2 separate regions of the Homo sapiens genome follow, and region 2 is linked to region 1. The links are chromatin contacts, found by Hi-C or POLR2A ChIA-PET in ENCODE. All regions are on one chromosome and are shown on one strand. The core of a region is the stretch at or near the end of the contact, and the rest is flanking DNA. Distances in the headings are between cores, read along the strand shown.

The links. A loop is a pair of places that touch in the nucleus more often than their neighbours do. ChIA-PET counts read pairs that join two places held with the same protein, here RNA polymerase II (POLR2A). Pooled maps may share reads with other maps.
Region 2: a loop to region 1 is called in a pooled map, with 2.1 times the contacts of the local background. The contact joins two enhancer-like sites. A Hi-C loop is called at or near these places in 2 of 168 maps with a recorded cell type or tissue (PC-3 and prostate gland) and 11 of 50 pooled maps. POLR2A ChIA-PET finds 5 or more read pairs at or near these places in 3 of 52 experiments (AG04450, activated CD4-positive, alpha-beta T cell and naive thymus-derived CD8-positive, alpha-beta T cell).

Annotation. Positions count from the first base shown.
Region 1 is chr13:30,256,153-30,258,852 of GRCh38, reverse strand. The region is part of intron 3 of KATNAL1 (katanin catalytic subunit A1 like 1); the gene reads left to right. Among named protein-coding and RNA genes, the nearest start is that of KATNAL1, 50 kb to the left of the region's middle. RefSeq lists an enhancer at 829-1,329. Within about 2 kb of position 1,355, at least 2 of the 41 ENCODE cell types and tissues checked have a DNase peak (open chromatin) inside an H3K27ac peak, as active enhancers do.
Region 2 is chr13:30,394,246-30,396,945 of GRCh38, reverse strand. No RefSeq gene overlaps it. Among named protein-coding and RNA genes, the nearest start is that of LINC00426, 22 kb to the right of the region's middle. Within about 2 kb of position 1,350, at least 40 of the 41 ENCODE cell types and tissues checked have a DNase peak (open chromatin) inside an H3K27ac peak, as active enhancers do.

The sequences.
Region 1 (2,700 bases), core at 106-2,605:
GTGAAGACACCACTGAAATTTAGTAGAAAAAGGTGGGTCCTATCAGTAAATGCTTCTGGGGTAATTGATTATCCATTTGGGTGAAAAAAAATCGAGATACTCTTCTTCCCCACCTCACGTCGTACAAAAATTAATATAAAATAACCAATACCTAAAATATTAAAAGTAATAAAGTAAAACTTCTAGAAGAAAACATGGGAGGGATATCATCATGATCTTGCGGTAGGCAAAGATTTATTAAACTGGCCACTAAAGCATTAAATATAAAATATTGATAAATTGGACTTACAGAATCATGACCTCTTTATCAAGAAAGATACCATTAAGAGAGGTAAAATACCTTTATAACAGACTTGCACCTGTACATGTACCCCTGAATCTAAAATAAAAGTTGAAAATAAAATGCAAAAATAAAGAAAAGAGCAAATCACACACTGGGAGAAGATATTTGCAAAGCATATATGTGACATAGGACTCGTATCTAGACTATATAAAGCAGTACCAATAACATTTACAAATAATATTGATATTTAATATAGCTTTGAAAGAGGAAGTATTGGATTTCGAAGGAGATGAGGCTTATTTGCATGTGATAGAATAAGGCATATTTCTTATTCCTATAGGGAAATCTCAAATAGGAGAATTGAACACAGCACAGATATTTTTGTCTTTCACCTGCAGATCTAACCAGTTATTCTCTAAATTTGAAGTGCCGTAAGCTAGTACTGTGTCAGTCTGTTTGACCATTAGAGCAGAGGTCAAGGATGCTATGTAATCCTACTAAAGTCTATTTTTACAGAGAGACTAGTAAAAGAAGCCTTGAGACCTTTATTGTTTACACAGCCTGGAAGCTGTCACTGAGTCCTTAAATTGAAGCATGACATTGTGCAGTGATGTGCTAGTGGACAAAGAAGTACAGAACAGAATCAAGGATGTCCTTTGGGAAGTCCACAGAGTCTGTTACAAATGTAATATCCAATTGCAGTGAGATGGAACTGAAGACTTACAAAGCAGAGGCACACTTCCTATGAGACAGGGGCCTTGCCACAAACGACACGTCTGGCTTCTTGAGCAGTTTCACTCAGACTATTTAGGAGCCCATCAGAATATTCAGTGGCAGAACAAGGTCAGTAATGGCAAACACTCAGAATGCAGCCTGTGTAAGAGCTTTGAACCAATTCTTCCACAATACAGCTTTACTGAGCGGGATTTGTGTGGAGAATGGACTACAGCAGGACTCCTAGGCGGCCATTGAATCGCAAGCTGAGGTGGGGAAAGCGCAAGCTGAGGAGGCAGAAGGAATGTTGTCTGAGACCTGCTGCAGTGCACCCTGAGCAGTGAGGTCACAGCAAGCCCAGCCATGGGCAAGCAGCCTGGCATCCAGCTGGGAGGGATGGGATTGCTGTTGGTGAGCAGAGGCTCTGGCTAGCTCTTGAGTCTAAAAAGCAGGACCACAAAGAAAACAGACTATTTAAATAGCAGGTGAAGCCGCTTACAAAAGAGCAAACTTGATGCAAATTCTGTGTGGAAAAGATTGTTGGTCTCATTTTATTGTCTTTGGCCATACCCATAAATCTGACTCAGGAAAGACATTTATATGTACACAAGTGTATACAAATAAAAGTAAAGTTTTACTCTATTACTTTCCACCCCTTCATCCAAAAAAAAAAAATTAGGTCAAAAAACAGTGGTCACATTGAAATACTAGAAATAGAGCAATTTAACAATTACAATTTTTTATTCTTTACCAGACTCGTCACATTTTTATTTTATAGGTAGAATGCTTAAAAGACTACTAATGTCCTAAAGATGATAATGTAATAATACTTTAAATTTTAAAATGCCTCATAGCCATTACTATGCACTATTTTGTAGTTGCTTTCCTGAGGATTTCTTTCACAAGATTGCTTGTCTTTGTCTCCTCCTAGGGTCAGTGTGGTAGAGGCCATATACCACCTAATGGGTGCCTCAGTAAATACTTGTTTAACTGGACTGAACTCCAAGGATTAAGATGTCAGTGTATGTTTACCTCATAGATAGACATACGGTTTTTGCCGGCCTTCTAGAAATTTCACGATGTAGTCTAATTCCAACATCTAAATATGCTGTATCAGACTCACAACATGTTAACACATTTTTTTTTCTTTTTTTTTCTTTTTCTTACTGTTTTGGCCCTTAGTTTGCAACCTTCATGGCTTTTTATCCATTTTCCTATCTTTGAATTATGCATATGTGTCACCTTTTCTGATATGAGGAACGGAACTCCATGATGAGTTAGGTGAATTATAAGTGTGAGGCTGGAAAGGGGATAATAATAGATATGGCATGTGGTTAAAAATGGAATACACATATGGGATCTAGAGGGCTACAGATACATACATAGCTATAGAAAGAGAAAAGGTAGGAAAACAGAGGTAGAGACATTTCAAGAGAGAACTAAGATTAGACACGAAGTGATAGAGTCCCTTTCCCAAGAATCAAAAAGAGACAAAAACTGTGCTGAGAAGCCTCAAAACTTTAATGTTTGCAGGAGACAAGTTCCACAGTAGATGAAACAAAATATGTTATTTTGCATGCATACTTATATGTATTTATCAAAATTTTTAATCACATTTGGAGGACTGTATAATTTGAATGATTCTGTGATTTTTAGACATTCTCAAAACATGAATATTTTAAAACATAATTACTTAAAGAAGA
Region 2 (2,700 bases), core at 101-2,600, 140 kb before region 1:
CCAGCGGGTAGGGGAATGGAAAATGGAGAGTTAATGTTTAATTGGTCCTAGGCTTAGTACCTGCATGACGAAATAATCTGTACAACAAACCCCTGTGACATGAGTTTGCCGGTGTAACAAACCTGCACATGTACCCCTGAACCTAAAATAAAAGTTAAAAAAAAAAAAAAAAGAAAGAAAGAAAAGTGCCCTTTGCGGTTCCACACAGAGGCGCCAGCCTTGGGCTGAGAGAACTCACTGGTTTGATGGTTATTGGATCGCTCATTAGAGATAACCAAAGCTATTGTTCCTCCCTGATCTTGCCTCTGTAGTTGAGTCATCACCCTTAGAGGCAGAAGAAAGCAAATTATAGCAGGGCTTCTTCAGCATTGGGGTGGGGAAAGTATTAAAACATGCATGGTAAAGATGTCACCTTCTTGGTCGTGGAAAAGCCCTCCTGGGGTAAATCTGCATATATTTGCATATATATATGCACGCATACATCCTAACCTGAAGGGAACATCCAGCTCTTCTCACCTACAAAAAGATGAATCCTTCTGATGTCTCTTTTACAGGGTATGTGGACAATAAAAATTTAACTATTAATGTTGTAGAAATCTAAGGGAAAAAAATCGCAAAATGAACGTGCCATTTAAATTTTAAATTTAAAAACGTCATTTTTAGTGTAAATTCTTTATAGGTAGATAAGAGCATATCTTGAAGACTTTTTAGGAAGGGAGAAGGGGAAATAGTAAAAGGTAACGTCAATCCTAAATCTTTATTTGAAAAGGAGACTGGATCTGTTTTTTTCTCTAACATCAATCCTAAATCTTTATTTGAAAAGGAGACTGGATCTGTTTTTTTCTCTAACATCAATCCTAAATCTTTATTTGAAAAGGAGACTGGATCTGTTTTTTTCTCTAACATCAATCCTAAATCTTTATTTGAAAAGGAGACTGGATGTTTTTTTCTCTAACGTCAATCCTAAATCTTTATTTGAAAAGGAGACTGGATTTGTTTTTTTTTCTCTAATTGTGTGCTGGGCAGTAGTTCTACCTTACTGTACCAAGGGGACTAACAGGGTTTGGAGAAACTAGGCTTCATCTTTTTCCAGGATCATCAGACACTTTCCAGGGGGAAAATGGACTTTCACTTTGGAAAATATAAAATCGTGTTTGTTTTACCTTACGAAACAACTGGAGCCTCTGGAAGACGAGGCTGTACGGTGCGTTGTGTAACCCGCCTGGGGAATCACGTTGCACAGACAAGTCCCACAGGCTTTTACTGCAATAATAAGCTTGATCTTCTTATTCAAATACAAGTAACAACCACAGCCGGCTCCAAGTCACGTGTCCAGGTCACATGGCACACAGACGCAGAAGCCGACTGGCAATCATTAGCCAATGCTTACTACCAGGAAGAAAATCCTGGCATTAAAGACACGAACTCAGTTTTTATAAAACAACCAGGACTGCAAGAGAAGGCATTTGATGTGGGGGTAGGGTGTCATTCTTGTTAAGTGCTTTCCAAGGAAAGGAAAAGAGCCAACACACACTCCCTCCTTTCGCTCTTCTCCCAGAACTTTCCAAACTTGCCCAGCGTAGCCGCCTTTTCCAAACCTGGAGGAGTGCTGGGCTGCAGCATCCGCAGCTCAGGTCTGGGAGCGAGAGGGAGGGGCGGGCTGACTTGGCTCTGGGTCCTAGCCCTTGGGAAATGGAGGGCTGAATTCAGAGCTGAATTTAGTAGAAAGCCAAGTTTTCTCTTCCTTATGAAATTAATGCTTCTGGGTCGATGGAGTTTGGGGAGGGGCGAGGGGTGAGAAGAAGCACTGTGAGCTATGGGGTCCGTCTGGACTTTTTGTTAACATGAAAAACAACATCCAGAATGTGGCTTCTTTAAGTTTTTCTGTGGTAAGAACAGAAACTGCAAGGACTCTGCCTACCTGAATGTTTCCTTGTTCAGCCGTTTGAATTTAGAAAGAAGTTCTTTCACTTTCTCTAACTTGTATAGTGTTACTTTGTGCTTCCAAAAACTGCAGTGATCGAACTGAGTTTGTTTAATTTAGTGTGGAAGTGACAATAGTGGGTGTGAATGAAGAGTTTAGAATCTGCTGGAGGGAAGGGGTAAAGTACAGATAAAAGGCTTTAACGGAAAATTGACAGCCTTTTTTTTTTTTTTTTAACAATCTAGGCGTGTTTTATTTCACAATGCACAGAAAGTGCTTTACCCAAACACTGCAGAACAGACGCAGCCTTAAAAGAAAATCTATTGGTATAGTCAGGATTCTCAATCCTATTTCATTTCGCTCTTTTCAGAAAGAACAACCATACAAAGAATTTCACTGTGTCACTGAAATATAATTATTTCACAAAATTTAGTTAGGAAGTTTGGTTTTCTCCCTCTTCATCTTTTTCTCCATCCTACCCTCTTCAAAAAGCTAAAATACGCCTGTAATCTCAGCACTTTAGGAGGCTGAGATCAGGAGTTCGAGACCAGCCTGGCCAACATGGTGAAGCCCCATCTCTACTAAAAATACAAAAAAAATTATCTGGGCATGGTGGTGTGTGCCTGTAATCCTAGCTACTCGGGAGGCTGAGGCAAGATAATTGCTCAAACCCGGGTGGCAGAGGTTGCAGTGAGCTGAGATTGCGCCACTGCACTCTAGCCTGGGTGACAGAGTGGGACCCCGTCTCAAAAAAAAAAAAAAAAAGCTAAAATAAG